3 separate regions of the Homo sapiens genome follow, and regions 1 and 3 are each linked to region 2. Evidence: chromatin loops called from intact Hi-C (ENCODE). Cell type or tissue: heart right ventricle. All regions are shown on one strand. Links, peaks and the distances in the headings refer to the core of each region. The heading gives the core; the rest is flanking DNA. Region 1 overlaps DIP2C (disco interacting protein 2 homolog C). Region 2 overlaps DIP2C (disco interacting protein 2 homolog C). Region 3 overlaps DIP2C (disco interacting protein 2 homolog C).

Evidence for each region. Hi-C counts contacts between places; a loop is a spot of excess contacts. Peaks named below come from ENCODE experiments on the same cell type or tissue, not always from the same donor. Only the 100,000 strongest peaks of a DNase experiment are listed, where the experiment ranks them.
Region 1: a loop joins it to region 2, with 2.3 times the contacts of the local background. A loop is called at or near these places in 8 of 110 quality-filtered maps.
Region 3: it touches region 2 in a loop (3-fold over the local background); 10 of 110 quality-filtered maps call a loop at or near these places.

Annotation. Positions count from the first base shown.
Region 1 is chr10:662,451-669,070 of GRCh38, forward strand. All of the region lies in intron 1 of DIP2C (disco interacting protein 2 homolog C), which reads right to left. It overlaps DIP2C-AS1 (DIP2C antisense RNA 1), which reads left to right. Exons shown (of 4, transcript NR_187391.1): 4 at 341-6,620. Among named protein-coding and RNA genes, the nearest start is that of DIP2C-AS1, 16 kb to the left of the region's middle. RefSeq lists an enhancer at 1,533-2,060. In heart right ventricle, for the core only: no CTCF peak of the experiment used is centred there; DNase peaks (open chromatin) are centred at 511 and 3,211; H3K4me3 peaks cover 1,241 bases.
Region 2 is chr10:508,349-514,968 of GRCh38, forward strand. All of the region lies in intron 1 of DIP2C (disco interacting protein 2 homolog C), which reads right to left. Among named protein-coding and RNA genes, the nearest start is that of DIP2C-AS2, 120 kb to the right of the region's middle. RefSeq lists an enhancer at 6,167-6,620. In heart right ventricle, for the core only: a CTCF peak has its summit at 2,845 (motif pointing right); a DNase peak (open chromatin) is centred at 2,883; H3K4me3 peaks cover 672 bases; H3K27ac peaks cover 1,849 bases.
Region 3 is chr10:589,718-596,337 of GRCh38, forward strand. The region is part of intron 1 of DIP2C (disco interacting protein 2 homolog C); the gene reads right to left. Among named protein-coding and RNA genes, the nearest start is that of DIP2C-AS2, 36 kb to the right of the region's middle. In heart right ventricle, for the core only: no CTCF peak of the experiment used is centred there; no DNase peak of the experiment used is centred there; H3K27ac peaks cover 633 bases.

The DNA of each region.
Region 1 (6,620 bases), core at 511-5,510, 150 kb after region 2:
CAGGCACAGGCTGCACCCCCACAGCTGGGCCCCGCGAGCTGAACGCTAATCATGAAGCAGCTGTGTTTGCTCCTAAATCTGTTTATGCCAGTGTACTTGTTACACATTACTTAAACCAATAAAATATGACTCCAAAGAGAGAGTAATTGATTGGATAAAAACTAAGATGGATGCCTTTCAAAGACTTGATATGGGGGAATTTTTTTTTCTTTTTCATCTTTTTAAAATTGTTATCAAATTAGGTATGGGCAGAAAATATATACAATGTTTGAGGAAATAATTTTTAAAGGTTTCAAATCTAACTTATCTTATTTCTCTTGTGTTGCCTATTCTCTTTTAGAAGAACCAAAACTGTGGCAGGCCTGCGATGGCTGTGGTTGAGGAAAGAGGCCACACCCACAGCCAGCAGAACCACACTCAGCAGCAGCCTAGCCCCACGTGGAAGAGGCGTGAACACTCTCGGGAGAGGTGGATGTACGCTAATGGTTCTCAGCTCCGACCTCTGTGATTAACAGAACATGCTGATTGGTTTTATCTGAACGTCACACAAAAGGGTTTCTATGTCCAGGAAAGACTCTAAACACTCTGGACCCTGCTGGGGCAGATGGTGACCGTGACCCAGTGATACCACTCTCCAGTGGGCAGCCTGGTCTGCAGAGGGGGAGATCCCTGGGGCAGCCCTACCTCAGCATGGGTGAGTTTCTGTTGCAATTCTATGTCCAGTGTAAATAAACTGTGGAAAACTGGGAGATGGTACAAGAAAGCAAGGATGCCAACTAAATGAATAGAAAGATCTACAAGGGAAGGCTGAGATCAGCTGAAATAGGATTGGGAAAGTAAAGGCCTGGCTGGAACTTCGTAATGGCTTTTGAGGCTCGGGAACAGGGACAGTAGCTGCCCTGTCCATCCCAGGAGAGAACAGACGGACATGGCTGGAAAGCACTTCCCTGACTAAAAGTGTCTTTAAAAAGGGAGATCTCAGAATCTCCTTCCCTGGAATGCTTTAACCCTTCATGGAACACAGCAGAAATTCCACAGCCCTGCATCCCAGGAAGCAGGGACAGGACAGCAGCTTCCAGCACACAGAAGCATTTAGAGGCATAAGTAGCTACGCAAAGACAGCAGGAGCCGTGCCTCGAAAAGGCTGAGATGTCTGAGAAATAAAGTTGTACGCGGATTTACGCCTGGGCAGGTTGAAATGCGTGTGCCATGACAGATCCGGAAGCTTGTCTACTCGAAGGTCCACATCCAGGTATGTTTCACAGTCATCACAACTAGATTTTCAGAAATTTAAAACTCCTAATGAAGAAACACAAACCTGCACGTCTCACGCCACCACTTAAGGCAGCGGCTCTCAAGCAGGGGCGATTCTACTGGGAGGAGGGATGCTGATGGCACCAGAGGGTGGGAAGCAGGGATCTGACGCTTAGCACCGCAGGTGCCAAGGACGGCCTCCTCCCCACAAGGGCTCCGGGAGGCCACACCAGAGGGTGGGAGGCAGGGGTGACGCTCAGCACTGCAGGCACCGAGGACAGCCTCCTCCCAGGAGGAAAAAACAAAGACGGGAAAAAACAAAGGCTCCCCACAAGGGCTCCAGGGGGCCACACCAGAGGGTGGGAGGCAGGGGTGACACTCAGCACCGCAGGCACCGAGGACGGCCTCCCACAAAGGCTCCTCTGGGCCAGAGCATCCGTAGTGCCAAGGGGAAAAGCCCGGACACAAAGGATCCAGTGTTTTCAACGTTGCTCAGGGTATCTCCACACAGAAACTCCCATCTGCCTTTTGTGCAAACTCTGGGGTCTTGCAATCGATAAACGTTCACAAGACACAACACGTGAACCTAACAATTCTCTTTTGCTCCAGGAGAGAGAAAAGAAGGAATGGTTTGGGGAGATTCACCGAAATTCTGTGAGTTCTTGACTAAAAATCACCAAGTCCGCTGTGTTCTGTTATCAGCAGTCCTGGGTAGGCCCAGACCCACCTCACCCCCAGCGGGACCCAGGAAAGGCTTTAAACCTCAAACGTCCCTTTTCGTAACACTGGCTGTTTCATGTGGTTAATAAATCATCCAATAAAATGACACACATAAGCCCAGTTATACACTCGACACATTAACACTATTGATCATTGTTATATGTCCGGGTTAATCAACATTACAATGCTACAGAGAAATCATTGGTACTAAGAGTTGTAAGGATGATTTTTTAAAATTTATGTATCTCAATTTTTTATACTGTTACTTTTTACATTTTAAAAAATGTATATTCTGAAATATTTTTGATATTTTAAAATGTTAATGTATCAAGCATTTTAAAATGAACCAAATATATATCTACAAATATATAGGGAATTTTTAAATAAATATCAGGGTAGAAGGAATTAAAACTCCTAACTTAATACTAAATAGACGGGAAAAAACAAAGTAGAGAGTTCTCACAGACTCCTGAAGGAATATATAGTAATAAAGCTCAAAAAGTACATTAAAACCTTTATAACGATGTTTTAATTACCAACTAACAAGAAAATATCTACTGAATCGCGACTAGCAGATACCCAGGTCTGTTCAGCACCTGTACTCTCCCCTAGGTCTGCTGAGGAACAGATCAATTCTGTTGGAGTTGACCTTGAAATTTAAAAAAACAAAACAAAACAAAACAAAAACAGCTTTAAAGATTTAAATTTCCTGAATAAAACAGAAAATAAAAATAACACTTCTGCACCTGTGAGTTCTCTTGACCCTAATTTATTTTTTGCTTTGGATGGTTCATAAAATATACATATATACCTTAACCGTGCTTTATATTATATACTAGTGATTGTTAATTCATTATTAACCTCACTCTACAGCTAAATTCTAACACTAATCATGGTGGCATCATTAGGACATTGTTCTAGGTGGTGCTTTTTTAACTGAAAAGAAAAACGGGGGATAGGTAATAAATAATTATGTAATCTAAAGAAAAAGTTTTAATTGTGTGAGTCCAGTAACGCGATCATCTAGCATGGAAAATATTTTCAGTAGTTCCAGGAAACTTCACATAAGAAACACTAAATAAATTCTAAGTTCAGTATATGAGTTAGAGACATTTCCAAAAGGAAAGCACACACAGTTGGTTGGGAGCGCCTGGATTTTCTCTAGCAAAAGACTCGTGGAATCCATGCTTTCGCCGCCACGTGACGAGGCACACGCGGACTGGGACATCGTCCTCCACCCTCCAGAACCAAACGCTACGCGAAACCACAGCGCCAGATTCCCACACTGGAAAATCCCTGAGCAAAGACTCACGTGACTCCTCCTCAGCCGCTTTCCCAAAACAAAACACATCAATCAAACGAACCCGATGAAATATACGAGATCGAAAGGAAAACAAGAGCCAGGCTTATCTCTTACAGGAACACTCCATAAATCTTACACTGAATTCACTCATCCTTCCACACAATCTGCTGATAAGAGGTAAATAATCAAGTGGAAATCACTCAAAGAAGCGCTTTCCTCCCCCAACAGACGCCGAAGTCTTTGCCGTGGCACTTATGGGGTGCTCTAACTTCTCAGCGCTGGCCGTCACCAACGCAGGCCGGCAGCACCCTGGAAAGGCCCAGGTCCCGCAGCTCTCCCTCCACGCGTGGCTACGGTGGAGGAACGAAGAGCAGCTGTGAGTTCGTGGGAAAGAAGGGCTATCTGGAATAATACGAGTCCGGGTGACATATGTAATTGTGAGTTTTTGTTTTCTCCGAACTGGCCTTATTATTATTAATTATTCCTTCAGCACCTACCGGGAAAGCGAGAAGAAAGCAAAGGGCATCACTCCCTACCCACGAAAGACTCACAACATCCCTGGAAAAGCAACGAGGCGAACGGCTGGTCTGCGTTCAGAGCTGGTGAGGAGCAGGGAGAAGAATCCAGAGCGTCCCCGCCTCCCTCCCTCACCGCCCTCCCGCACTGATGTGAACACGGGAGTAACACCGCGCGTGGGGAATCCACTGGCACCCAGAGCCCGGCCCGCGGCAGCAGAATCACCCAAGACTGAGATCCTGTGGCCTGAGTCGGGGCCGGGGAAACCAAGCCTGCAGGACTCCGGGAGCAGCCGGTTTCTGCACACAGGTAACATAGAACTGGGGGTAAGCAAAGCCACGAGGTCGGCCCGTGGCCTGTCTGCCCGTGGCCTGTCTGCCCGTGGCCTGTCTGCCCGTGGCCTGTCTGCGCACAGCTATTAAAAGTTCAATAAACGTGGTGGCAGCAGCTGAACTGGCTACCACAGGACGCAGCTGGGGTCTGGACGTGGGCCTGGGGGCTGGTGGAAGGCACGTGTGTTGAGGCGTGTACTCAGGGCCTGCCTACTTCCCCAGGCCTACGGGGACAGATGTAGCTCCCCAGGAAATACCACAGGCAGACCCCGGCCGGCAAGCTGCCCCAAGAAGCAGTGCGCCTCCCAAAATCAGAAGCAGCTAAGCTGACCCCCACCTCATGTGAAAGAGCCAGGCACCAGGGAGAGGGCACCCACCCAGTCTCCTAATCATAACAGACATTCACAGCAACACCACGAAAAAGAAACTACTGCTCTGACCTGGAAAAATGAAATTTAAAACAGAAAACACACAGGTTGTAACTAAAAGGCAGACGGACCAGGTGCGGTGGTTCATGCCTGTAATCCCAACACCTTGGAAGGCCGAGGCAGGCGGATGACATGAGGTCAGGAGTTCAAGACCAGCCTGGCCAGCATGGTGAAACCCCATCCCTACTAATAATACAAAAACTAGCCAGACGTGGTGGCAGGCACCTGTAATCCCAGCTACTCAGGACTGGGAGGAGGCGCAGGATGACGACGAGAGAGAGACGAGAGAGGCAGATGGCCCACGGCAGGCTGAGCACAGGACCTGGCTGAGGCCTCCTGGGGAGGGGCAGAGGCAAACATGCTGCTGCTTCTAGGCTACTCGGGAGGACGCACGCTCAGAAGGGGCTGCACGGCAGGACTTGCTGAGGAGCAGTCACGTGGATGCCCCCGCCTCTCACAACGCACACACTGACAACATGCAACTCACATACAACACAACATGCATGTACAATGTACTCATACAACATATACAACACTGACAACACACAACACACACAACACATGCAACCTATACAACACATACCCAATATATGCTACTCACAACACAATATGCATTTATAACACACTCATACAACACATACCCAATGCATGCAACTCACAACACAACACGTACGTACAACACATACACACATACAGCACACGTAACACATACAACACAACACACATGTACAATGCACTCATACAGCACACACAACTCATAACATGCACATACAACACACAACACTCATACAAAACAACATACACAACTCACAACATGCACATACAATGCACTCATACAACACAACACATACAACATACATGCAACTCACAACATACACATACAACACACTCATACAGCACATGTACAACACATGCAACTCACATTCAACACGACATACACGTACCACACACAACACACGCAACTCACAACACAACATGCATGTACAACACTCATACAACACAACACTCATACAACATACAGACAACACATGCAACTCACAACACAACATACACATACAACACACTCATACAACACACACAACACATGCAACTCACGCACAACACAACATGCACAACACAACATACAACATATACAACACAACACTCATACAACATATATGTGTATTGCATACACATAATACATGCAACTCACAACACAACATACACATACAACACACTCATACAACACATGCAACTCACAACACAATATGCACGTACAACACACTCATACAACATACAACATATAACACATACAACATACAACACATGCAACTCAACACAAATACATGTACAAGGCACTCACACAACACACAACACTGATACAACATACAACACATGGAACTCACAAACACGTACAGCACACTCATACAACATACAACCCATACAACATACAATACATGCAACTCATACAACATACACATACAACACTCATACAACACACATTCATACAACACAACACTCATACAACATACAAAACATACAACTCACAAATACATGTACAACACACTCATACAACACATAACACTCAAACATACAATGAATGCAACTCAACACAACATGCACATACAACACACATACAACCCATGCCACTCACATACAACACAACACGCTCATACAACACATTCATACAACACATACTGTACAGATTCTAAGTATGAAATAGAAAACAGCACATGCACAGTTTCTAAAGTATGACAAAAGCTTTTTTCAAGAAGGTCATCCAACATCCAAACTGGTAACATGTCCTCATTTTCAGCTGCTGTTCAGATTCAAGCATGTTTATCATCTGCTCCATGAATTACAATAATATAGCATAAACCCTTTTTTCATTTTACACCCACTTTGGTGTGGGGTGCTCCAAAACAGGGGCCAGGAGCCTCAGTCATCCCTCGGAACAAAACACAACTCACACTCAGAGGCCAGGAAGGGAACTCGGGGGGCGACACACACTCTCTCATCTGCAGAGCTCTGCTTCAATTACTTTACATGTAACCGCGGCTGGAACGGGGTTGGTGACGGTACAGACAC
Region 2 (6,620 bases), core at 938-5,937:
CCCCTCCATGTGTGCCCTTACTCCCTTGCTCCCCAGCGTTAATGCCCCCATCCTCGATTTCCTGGTAGGCAAAAGGGGGTTAATTCTAACAGTGCTTACCTAACTGGATAATTTCATACCGCATCCGGCCCAGCATACTGCCTTGATAAATGACAGGTCCTGCTGCACTGTTACCATTGTGCTGGTTCCGGATTTCCTGTGAGCCGCTAAGCTCTTCGCAGCAAAGACCACTCAATGGTCTGGTCCAGGACTCTCTGGGATGGATGGATGGGTGAGTGGCTGATGGACAAGTGTGATGCTGAATGGGATCATGCAAAGCTGGCCCCACGTATTTTGGTCAACGTAAGAAAAAAGCCTCCCATGTTTGCTTGCTGCCACCCTAACCGCAGCGTCCAGAAGAAGCCACTTAAAGGCAACTGTACCGCACATACAGGAGATGGCGAGACGAGACTGGCTGGAGATGGGAAGTTGTGTACTACTGATCAGGGCTGCATGACCCAAAAAAGGCATCACTCGAAAACACGGCTGTTCCAACAGCAGTGCTGGAAGGCGGCCACTCTGACCCGACCGTCCACCTCCAGGGTCAGCCACCTGGCACCTCTTGGATGTCTCATCCTGGGCACCCCTTCACAGAGTAAATGAGCCTTTTAACTTCAGCCTGTCCTCGCTAGAACACTGACTCCCACCTCCCATGTCCTGAACCGGCCTGTTCCAGGGACTGCTGTGGACAGACGAGCAGGCCCAAGATATCTAGTGGCATTTCCTGGCAAGGACACTCACGATGCTTGACCATACAACTAGGGGTCGATTGGTTTTTTAGACTGACTGTAATTCCCTGGTGGCACGCGTGGATACTGATTCACCCGGGGAGGGGCATAGAGGAGACTGAAGGAAAACCCGTCCTAACCGCGCCAGGTATTCCCGCACGCACCGATATCTTCAGACTTCTGCAGCATCCTCCTCCTACAGACAAACTGAAGCTCAGAGACACTAAGGAGCTTGTCCAAGACCAGCAACAAGTATGTGAGCAGCTGGGATTCAACCAGGTCCTTCCCTGGATCCATCCGCGCTGCTCCCCCTCCCACCCCGAGGCAGCTCCAGATGGACACAGCAGGTCGGAACATCCCACACCCCAAAGACAGACTACGGAGCAGAGCCGGCTTCCGCAGCGGAAACTCACACACAGCCCATTCCCATTCTTGCCGAATATCTCAGGGACTCTGTGCGGTAAGGGCTGCAGGTGTGACCTCACTCTGCGCCAGGAGATCCGGGTGGTAGGCAGTGTTTTGGAGGGTGCTCGTCCAGACGAGAGAGAGGCATCTAAGGGGGCTCATAAGCAGATCCATGAGACACAGGACACCTCAGAGAAGGGCCGACAAACCCCACAAAGTCGCTCCCATCCTGGAGAGCAGCTTGGAGAGGACGGGGCGCCGCAGTCTCCTCCCAGCCCACGCTTCGGCATGGAGAGCAGCTTGGAGAGGACAGGGCCGCCGCAGTCTCCTCCCAACCCACGCTTCAGATGGGTCTCGCTGCAGCCTGTGGTGCTCATCAGGCTAAGCAGCAAGAGGAAGCTTCCCAGGGCAGGAGTTCTCCTTTCACAGCAAAAGTGGCACAGGCAATGCAGCAGGGCTACTTCAGCCCAGGGCTCAGGAACCACGGGGTGCAGCGCGGCCTGCAGCAAACCAGACACATCAGAAGCCAAGGTCCCACTTTAACATTCAGTGACATCGAACGGAGGGAGTTATCTGTAGCAATCGCCTTCCTGGGGGACCCGTACAACACGCATGACCACTGAAACTGACTGAGTCCCTTCTAGGTCCTGGGGGCTACCCCACTTTACACTCATTGGTTCCATTCACAAATCTATGTGGGGCAGTTGTTAGCCCCAGTTTAGAGATGAGGAAAATGCTGCTTGGAGAAACTAAATGATAAAACCAGACTTCAACACACCTTGCCGTCTCCAAGACCCCTGCTCTGTGTCCTAGGGTCTCAGGGGCTGGGTATTCGGCATTTTAAGTGACTAATCATAGGCAGTTTTCTTCTCTCCTGCACCTATATTTAGCCTGAACGTGCACGTACATGCTCAGCTGCAGGTGCACTGCCGTATGTGGACCAGCAACGCTCTTTCCCGCCTGGGGTTCTCGTGACCACCTTCCGGAAAGCTCTCGCCTGCTTTACAGCCGTGCCAGGCAGGCCTGGGCAGCCGCACAGTGAAATTACTGCAGGGTCAGAGCCAAGTGCTGGCTGAGATTTTAACAGCGAAGACAGCAGAGCAATGGGGATAAGCTGAACAAAACTCTATTGCAGCACAGACGGAAATCTAGAAGCAAAAGAAGCTGACACCCCTGAGAGAGCAGCTGACTGCATCTCACTGTGACGTTAACAGCAGCCTGCTGTTTCCAGCGCCTCCGTGTGCCGGGGTTTCCAGTCAGCATTTGTGTTTATCTGCTCTTGAGCTGCCTGATCAAACCTCCGTAAAGATCAGGGATATCTAAATTGACCCAATATCTGCATGCTGGCTGCTCAGAGCTGGTGGTGTGGGACAGCCAGGACATCACTTAGTCATACGGGGGCACAAACATGTCACTTGCCACTCATGTCTTTATCTCATTAAAACCTATTTTCTCCTGAATATTGACCACAGCAAAGTCTATTAGCCTTCGAGATGCAGTTGAAACATCGACGTGCTTTGTTCAAGAGGTTTAAGACACACGTAAGTCTTTCTTGCCATGCTCAATACACACAGCCGTTTCTGAAGTCGGTGTTTCTGGAACAAAAGCCTTGGCCTGCCCCAGTGAACATTCACGCTGAACACACTGTCGCGATGCTGCTTGGCCAGCCAGCAGGGGGCAGGAGAGAGCAGCAGGTGCCAGCGTGGAGTTCCTGCAAACTCGCCTCAATCAAGGGCGGTGTGTCCTGCCAATCCAGCGGCTTCCTCCAAGGGGAAGCGGCCTCTTCAGCTGCCACAGCACTGATTTCAGGCGGCTCAGCCAATGGGGCAACAGATTCAACAGAGTTCCATGTCGTTAAAGGAAAACTTCTGTTACCAGGCAACCTTAATATCAGATTCAACGTAAAATAACCAACAAGATTGTTTCCAAACCAAGGTGCTACTAGTGCCTTATCCTTCAATGCTGCTTAAACACGGAGAAGTATGAGGAAAAAAGAACATAGCATTTACTTCTTAAAAAATAACACGTCTTCCAGGTTCATTTTACCCATAAAGACTTAGAACTGTGGCTTCCCTAGAGGAACGTGGTGGGAGGTGGATCCCGACACTGACCCAGCCTCCCCCCACAAGTCAGTCACCCCTCCACGGGGTTCACACCTCTCCAGGCCCTGTCACCTCAACAATGAAGGGTGGCGGCTCCGAGCTCTCTTCACAGGGAGCACCGAACAGGAGCTAGAGAGAGACACAGACACACCCACAACCGCTTAAAAATCCTGAAATGCAATACATATTTAAGGACTTCATTATTAGTTTTTCAAAACTGTAAGAACAAAGTGAGCCTGGCTTTAACCTGTGTGACACGATAACACCGTGTATATCTGTCCTTTACTGTCTGTTCCTTCTCCAGCTGCTGCTGCCTGGCTGGCCGACTGCGGGAGAAGAGCCTCTGGTACTCCCGGGAGGCCCTCGGTAAAAGCGTGAGCACCACAATCACCTCTCAGGACACCGCACACGTTAGGGTCGCCCACAGACGGCCGTTCCCAGTGCCTTCTTACAAAGGCATGAACGGGCCTCCTGCTCTTTGTAAATGTCAACCTTCCTAAGCAATGTCGTGTTGACAATTTTTAACTGCAGTCCACCTATACTTCTTTGTTTCTGTCTTGTTTTTATCCTAGAGGCATATTATTATGGAAAATTAAATTTGCAAGGTTGAAGCGTTTTTTAAAGTTGACTTCTAATCCTGGAAGGGAAAAAAATGGGCCAGATGTGGTGCTCACACCTGTAATCCCAGCAGTTTGGGAGGCTGAGGCAGGCAGATTGCTTGAGCCCAGGAGCTCAAGACCAGCCTGGGAAACATGGCAAAACCCTGTCTCTACTAAAAATAAAAAATAAAAATAAAAATAAAAAATTAGCTGGGCGTGGTGATATGTATCTAGTCCCAGCTACTCAGGGTGCTGAGGTGGGAGGATCACCTGAGAGGTGATCACCCAGGAGGTGAAGGCTGCAGTCAGCCAAGATTTGCGTTGCTGCACTCCAGCCTGGGCGACAGAGTGAGACCCCATCTCAAAAAACAAAAAGCAAAAACAACTGTATACATCATTATAGAAAGGAGCTGGCCGGGCAGTGGCTCACGCCTGGAATCCCAGCACTTTGGAAGGTCGGGGTGGGCAGATCACCTGAGGTCAGGAGTTTGAGACCAGCCTGGCCAATATGGCAAAACCCCATCTCTAATAAAAACACAAAAATTAGCCAGGCATGATGGTGGGTGCCTGTAATCCCAGCTACTAGGGAGGCTGAGGGAGGAGAATCACTTCAGCCTGGGAGGTGGAAGTTGCAGTGAGCCGAGATTGCGCCACTGTACTCCACTCCAGCCTGGGTGACAACAGCGAGACCCCACTTCAGGAAAAAAAAAAAAAAAAAAAAAAGGGAGCTAATGTTTTTCATTTAAGGGAAGGGAGAAGAACATTCAGTATTTATACATCTCACGCACACATCTGCAGTGGGGCCCTAAAGTATTCAAGATACACATTCCTACAAATATAGCTCAAAACTACTCACCAAGTTTCATGCTAAAAGCACATGCATTTTAAGAGTGCTACATTATATTTTTTAAGCATCTGTATCCAATATTTTAGCATACTGGCAGTTTTCCCTTCAGGTGCTGTATGCCTAAATTATTACATGTTTAGTCGTTCATGTTAGAATTTATGACTCGCTTTAGACAAAAGAAATAAACATAAGCTACTAAATTAATGACTTAGGGGAAAAGTTACTACAATAACTTAGAAGTCAAACTTTGCAAACTGAATTTGTTGGACCATGTAAGCCAGATGATCAGTTTTTAAAATTGTTTGTCGCGTGTTTCCCTCAAGGACGGAAGTCTCCCCTTTACTCTCATCCACTGCATGCTGCAGCCCGCACCTCTCATCCACCACAGCACACTGCGGCCCGCGCCTCTCCTCCACCGCGCCACACCACGGCCCGTGGCTCTCGTCCACCACAGCACACCGCAGCCCATGCTTCTTGTCCACCGTGCCACACCGCGGTCCACTGCGCCACACTGCAGCCTGCAATTCACCCTGTACCACGCCTTCCACACCTTACCTGAAAGTCACTAAGTATAACCAAGAAGGAAATGAAAAGTAGATAAATGACCTCCACCCCCACCCCATGTCCAGCCTGCACATGTTTAAACATTCATCAAAGTAAAACCAAAAACTCACGTTAGCTCACGATTGTAACTGGTAGAATCATGTGCATGGCAATTTTAAAAGTCTCATTAAGTAAAAACCTAATCGAACCTCTCAAGAAATACAAAGTTTATACAAAAAGACATCTGCAAACATCGACAGTGAGGAAAGGACTTCACTCACCATCCAGCCTGTCCTGGAAGCCACGGCCAAATGCCAGGTTGTATAGATCCAAAAAGCAGAAAAAACAGTGCTGAAATGTGTACAGTCTTGGCAATGTACAAATTCAGATGTAGGATGCTCAGAAACCTTGAATTTCCAATCAGAGAACAGGAACATGAGCAAGTTCCCCAGCAGTGCCCACCTTCTGCCTATAGCATGTGTAACAGGAATGCTGGCCACCTCGGGGGGACAGAGGCTTCCTGGTGCATTCGCCCTGCCAGCCGCACAGCTGGCCCCACCACAAACACCTGCTAATACTGAAGAACCACCCCCCTTCCTTGGGCTTTGCTCACTCTAGCCAGGAGAGCGTATTTACACAGTGCATTATCGACTCAGTTCTCGTTCAATACGTCAAGCTTGTTGAAGGCATGGCAACCCCACTCCTGGCCCAATTAAGTGAACTGAGCAGAACAAATGCCCCCAGTTCGACGGCACTCAGTCACAACAGCAACGGCCACCATTCACAGGGTGCTGGCTTCGTGCCGGGAACAGTTCCAGGCGTCTTCTTTGTCCGAGGAATTTACACTGCAACCCTGCAGGGCCGTTCGCAATGTTCACCAGAGGGTTCTGAGGCAGCCAAGTCCAGGCTGTCTGTGGGCCTCACCGCATGGCCGTCCGTGTCCCCCTGCAGACCAGACCTCACTCCAAGGACCGCGGGTTCCAGGGCTGCCTTGAGGCACATGCTCCCTTCGCCACCTCCTCCTGGCCCCTGACACCGACCCTCACCACTGCTGCCAACACCGTATTTCCTCATGGCTCCTGAGGGACCTGGTCTTTCTGCACGTCCCTGCTCCCTGCGTCCGGCTTGGAGGATGCCCGTATCAACGCCAACATTCACGTAATCACCACCCCCCTTCCATGGGGGGCTTTATGCCTAGGAGTCTCAATATCAGAATGTCGGATTCCTGTGCTTGGAGGATTTATTCCCACTGTGGAAGTGAAGGGGGTAAAATTCTAGGTGCCTGCAATAACCTCATTTCTGTAGCTAAGCAACTTCAGTAGTAGCAAAAAACAAGCTTTTTTTAACTTCTTTTATA
Region 3 (6,620 bases), core at 718-5,717, 81 kb after region 2:
CACACTAGAAATACTCTAATGAGATTCTTCCTCTTGTCAGGAGAGTAGAGGCACTGCCCTATGCAGAGGTGAGGCCTCAAAGGCTCCCAGGTGAAACCTTAACACACAAGGGGGAAGGCAATTCATTTCAAGGTAGTTACCAAGGGCCACAACATGAGACCAATGTAGCCATTAAAACTGCAATAATTTCACAACAGAATGAAATTCATAAGAACTGCTGAGAAGCGTGTGATAAGTTACATAAATCACCGTATCAAGATTCTGACGGTTGACTAGAAGAGAAATACCTTTCACAGTATAGTTCAAACAGGAGAAAGGTAGGAGTGGTTTCCACATCACACAGGGCCTGTGGGAAATGGACACTCTTCCTCTAAACGGGAGGTCCCGGGAGTGACGTGATAAACCACAGTGAGAGGCACGGAACTGTGAAAACCGGAGTCACGGCCTGAGCCCCACCACTGAGCCTCTGCGTCCATGAACGACGAGGCTCGAATGTCAGGCCAGGGGCAACCAAGGTAGTTATCAGGGGACAAGAAAATGAGTACATGGTGCAAGGCAAAGGTCTGAAATAGCACAGCACCTTCGAGTCAAGTGGGACAAACTGACTCAAAATACAGCTTCTAAAAAAACCACAGCAAGCTGTTCCTTGGCTCTGGAAAGGCTAAATGACTAACGCCCACACTGAGCATCTTCTCCCAGAGGTGACCCTGGTGACACAAGGCCCAGTTCCTGCGAACCCACGCCGAACCTCAGTGAGGAACTTGCTGGTATCTTACGGCATATCGACATGTTCCTTTAAAATCAGGTGTTTCATCAACGATGCAGGTGCCAGCTTTGACTCATTCACATTTCGATTCAACAAGATAATTTGCACCCTGACCATGCCAGATGAGAGTTTACTACAATCTTTAAACAGAGCCAGAGGCCATAGTCTGCTCCTACACAACACTATATCTCTACAAGTTAGACGGGTTTTTACTTTACATATCTTCACTTACCTAGTGCTAGAAAGCAGATTAAAAATAGAAGGAACCCAGAAACGCTATTGAAACTCAAATATCTTACAGCCACCATTCTGATGACCTAGGCAGGTCGTCCTAAGGTCTCCACCGCACCAGAGCCTGCGAGGTGAAGGGGCCGCCTCCCTCCAGCAGGAGTCCAGGAGCAGTGACTGCACCAGCTTCATGGCGTGAGAATTCCCCCCTCGGTCTCCGAGCCTCCAGTCTGTCCCCCACCAGGTTCTTCTGCCGGTGGCAAGGCCCAAGCTGGGTGGCACATTGGTTCTGACCATTTCCCTTGTCAAGATCAACACTGCAAACACACATCCAATTCATCCTGTCACTAAAAAATGAAAGAAGCCGCCACCTCCATCACAGATAACAGTCAGGTTTCCATTACTGGTTTTTTTTGTTTTGTTTTTTTTAGATGGAGTCTCTGCTCTGTCACCCAGGGTGGAGTGGAGTGGCGTGATCTCGGCTCACTGCAACCTCTGCACCTTCCCGGTACAAGTGTTTCTCCTGCCTCAGCCTCCCGAGTAGCTGGGATTACAGGTGCCCGCCACCACGCCTGGCTAATATTCATATTTTCAGTAGAGACAGGGTTTCACCATGTTGGCCAGGCTGGTCTCAAACTCCTGACCTCAGGTGATCCACCTGCCTCGGCCTCTCAAAGTGCCGGGATTACAGGTGTGAGCCACCATGCCCTGCCATTACTGGTGTAATTTCTAAGCCACTCTCTCACACCCACTCCCCTATTTTGTTAAAAACCAGTTATATGGCTATATTTTTTCCAAGAGAACCAGTTACCCATTTGAAGTACAAATAAAACATCATGTTTAAAAACCAAAAATGCCAATTTGCACAGAAGTTTACAAATACCCAGTCGATTTGAGCCTTGAGAATAAGATCAAGCTGTTGGCTAAATACAACTTCCCTTTTCATCTGCCTGCCGGTGAGTTAGACACAAGGACGAAGCCACCAGCTAGGGACATGAAGGCAGGAACCACCAAGGTAACCGAGACTCCAAATAAAAGCTCAAGGGACCAACACAAAGGTACCACACCCCACACCCTCCTCTCCTTCCTTTTCAGAACTTCCACAGGATGAAACAGGGACCTCTCCTCAGACGTCCCACAGTGCAGGCAGCCAGAGGGGAAGACAGCGGCGGCCTGAATGAGGCGACCAGGAAATCACATTCCACAAACAGCAGAAAGTCTCCATGTGCTTTACATCTTGTCTCTGAAGAACGATGCGAGTCTAAGTCGCCAGAAAACCATATTCAAGTGTCATTTCACATTTCAAGCGAAGAAAACAGTGGTAGGGCATGAGGGAGACACATTCATAGCCATGTGTTCTGGGGTATTCAACAAGAGGTTTTTTTCTGTTATAAACGTATAATTAGACATTCTCACATTTCTGTATAATTGATATTTCTGCTAATTAGGAAGCATATTAATATAAAGTGAATTCCAAGTGTAATAATCGGAGGACCCATTCAGATGACTTCAGGTTCTGCTGTGTTTCAACTGAAGAAAATGGTTCTGTGTATTGGTAACAAGGCGTGACAGTTTGTGTGGCTGTAATGAGGGCTCATGTTGCCTCCGTAGCAGCGGATGTTATATCACCACATTATCTTCTACAAAAAATCCTGAAAAAAATGAAGGCTGAATAGACATACATACCCTCCCAAAATAATCCAAATGTCCATCGATACGAAAACAGATGAATGACGGTTTGTTCCCACCATGGAATATTCCTCAGCAGTGAAAATAAACTATAGCCACAGGTACCAACTAGCATAAAGAAAATATTTTTAAAATGCTTAAAGTGAACTGACTAGGTGGAATTCCTCGATTACAGGTGTCTGCTTAGAAAGGGTATGGTTCTGAATTCCTGGGATTCAGAAACTAATTAGCAACCCTGTTTGGAGGCACATCTAGAAAAAAGCAAAATAATGACAACACTATTTTTAATTCTTTGTAAATTATAACTATTACTATGAAAATTCTAAAAATGTGAAATTTTTCCCAACTGTTCCTTTGACAAGCTTCAAAATAAATACCATGAGAATACAGCTCCAGTTAAGTTAGTAGAATGGAAACCTGAAGATGTACGAGCCGTCCCTGCTCGTGTAGAAATCTGAGAGCAGGTATGACACTGCAAGGCTCAAACCAACTGGGTATTTGGAAACTTCTGTGCAAAATGGCATTTTTGGTTTTTAAACACGAGGTCACTGTTATTTGTACTTCAAACAGGTAACAGTTTGGTTCTCTTGGAAGAAATACAGCCATAAAACTGGTTTTAAAAATATATATATGGGAGTGGGTATGAGAGAGTAGCTTACAAATTATGCCAGTAGTGGCCGGGAACGGTGGCTCATGCCTGCAATCCCAGCACTGAGAGGCAGTCCCCACACCTTTGAGGGCACTGGTCTCCTCTGCCGCCTTCCTGCAGGACCAACCCCAGGACACTCACTGGGTTTCCATCCCTGCCTCATTCAACATCCCCCCGGGGTGGTCTCATCGTCATCTGGGGCTCAGCTCTGCCCCACTTTCCTAAATCTGACTTCAGAGCCTGCAAACACCCACGCCCAGTGTAACCCTAAGTCCACGTTTACCCCAGAGAGTCCCAATTTTATATGTTTTCCCAACATCACCTTAGTGATAATTTATCCTGTAAATTCCAACTGCCTTCACACCTCACCCCCGCTGTCTCCCAGCAGACCCCACACCCGGGTCTGTGCATGCCGCCCTGCTCTGCCCACGCGGGACCCCCCCCCCCCCACCCTTTCTGGAGAAATCAGCTGGCGATCATCTCCTCGTGGAAGGCTGCCCTGACTTCCAACCCTCTCCAGCAGAGGCAGGGGCCCTCCTCGGTACTTCCCCCCAAAAGCTGGGCCAAGCATGGAGACGGCACATATCCTAGCTGTGCCTGGGATGTCACGGGCGGGGTCCCCAGATGCTCTGCACACGGCCTGGGGCACCACCTGAACACAGCAAGTGCTGAAGAAATAAAACCGACATGCACTGACCTCCGATAGGGCCTCCTTTACCATCCACATCCGTCTCCCCTCTGGACAGTAAAGTCCACAAGAAAGGGAGAGCTTGTCTCACTCACCTTCAAATTCCCAGGGTCACCCTGGCAGGTAAAGGGGACTCGAATGTCTTCTGAAAGCAGCAGCTGGTTAGCTGCCGAGTTAAAGGGCCTCTGAATTTCAGAGCTCTGTGTAGGAGTCCAGCACACTTTATCATGAATGACTCCAACCACGGCGGAACTGGCCGTGGAACCAGTGCCAACCAATTCAGGGTGTGTTCACCGTTTCTCAGTTCATTATCACAACTCACTAACAGAGCAGCCGTGCACAGATCCTCAGACGTTTACGCAGTGGGATGACAGAGGGGCCGACGGTGCTGAGTCACGTGAAGGTCCCGTTGCAGACTGGGAGAGAACGGCCAGACATGGACCCAGGGAGAGCACAGACCTCGGTTAAGTCAGCTCCATGTAAATAGCACTCCTGCCAGGCCCTTTCCTATCTGCACAGCTTCTACAAATTCAACTCTCACACCTGACACCTAAGAATACTGCACAACCCCACATGAAACTCCCCACTTACCTCCCAAAATGACCTGGCACGGCCGAGTACAAACCATTTCAACATAAGGGAACATGGCCAAGTACAAACCATTTCAACATAAGGGAACATGGCCGAGTACAAACCATTTCAACATAAGGGAACATGGCCGAGTACAAACCATTTCAACGTAAGGGAACATGGCCGAGTACAAACCATTTCAACGTAAGGGAACATGGCCGAGTACAGACCATTTCAACGTAAGAGAACATGGCTGAGTACAAATCATTTTAACATAAGGGAACGTGGCTGAGTATAAACCATTTCAACGTAAGGGAACTGGAGGGCACGTGGTGCTTTCTCGAGTCCCTGGCTGCTTCCTGACAGGAAGGCCCAATGCTTCAACACCCCTAGTGAAGGGCAGGTCTCGTCGGCCCCCTCAGAGTCAAGAAAACCCATGTTCACTTTCTCAAGACCACACACAACCGAGCCGCAAACCAGGGCGGAATCTCGACTCTCCGGGTTCAGATCATGTCGAATTTACGACCTGCTGCTGTGGACACTGCAGGAAATGATGAGCCTGATTCGGGCTTTGACCTTGAGCTAATTAGCATTAGCTAATTTCACTTCCCAGGACCAACTTCCAAGGCCTGCAAAGCCAGAGAAGGGAGAGGAGACAGAACACGCCCTCACCGCAGACCTGGTGCAAAGCACGCACTTCTCAGATGTGTCCCAAGGTGCAGTGTGTCCGATGCCCGTTCACATCCACCGACCCGCAGGTCTTCTACATGGCATCAGCCTCCTGGGCACTCGGGACAAGAGGTAAAATGGCAAATCCCCTCTGCAGCAAAGGCGAGGCGCAGGGCCCACACGGAATCAAACTGACCTTTTTCTGACAGTCTCAAAACAAAGAAAATACTGTACAGCCAACGTCCCCTCACGCAGGTTTACTCACCTGTGACTCGTGGGCCATGACAGAAAACTTCAGGTTCTTATTAGTTCCTATTTTCCCCATCCAGGAAGCCTTTGGTTTTAATATACAAACTTGCCATTTTGTAGGCCAAAAACAGCCAAATATTGGCAGTTTCCTATGGTTCAACTGAATAAAATATGACCACAACCTTTTGTGAAACCATGAAGAAAAAGTGAGTATCTCAATATGTGTTTCCAGACTGTGGCTTTGTCCCTGAAGCACTAACTCTTCTCACTCAGGATTTGAGACACTGAAGAACAAACATCAATATCCCACCAAGAGAACTGAAAGAATGAAATGATTTTGCATCTACCTTGAAGCCTTTTTAGAACAAGGCAGGACACAAACTTTTAAAAAGCTCCAGTTGTCCCTCCATCTACACAGGGACATCGGTTCCAGGACACCCCGGGTTTACCGAAATCCACGCGTCCGCAGGACCCGCGCCCACCCTGTGGAGCTGCATGTAGGAAATGTCGGCCCTCCACAAAGTCAGGTTTTTTCAATAAGGGTTTGGTTGGGAAAAAAAATTAACGTAAATGATCCTTCGAAGCTCAAGCCCATGTTGTTCAGGGTCAGCCGCACTTACTACTTGTGTCATAATCTGAGGCCTGACAGCCATCGTTCTTGATAAAGGGATGGTTAACAAACTAACTGTTCTGATTAGAAAGCGGAGGAAAAAGCTTATTTTTAAGCCGACAAAGAGTGGACACTGCTATGGTGAATGGAAAACAGACGTAAATAAGCACCAAGGCTGGGGTGACTGCCTGTGCTCAGACCCACTAAGGCCTGTTCCTCCGCCTCCCTCTGCTCAAACGGATAACTCCTTCCCCACGGCTAAAGGACCTTTTTTAAAGATTCACGCGAGAAGTGCTATGAAAAGCTGAAAGGTCACAGATAACGTTTTAAAAAATAAAAGTAACCTAAGTATTGAACAAGCCCATTATAAATGATAAAAAATGATATTAAGTTGCTGGGTGCGGTGGCTCACGCCTGTAATCCCAGCACGTTGGGTGGCCAAGGTGGGTGCATCACCTGAGATCAGGACTTTAAGACCAGCCTGGCCAACATGGTGAAACCC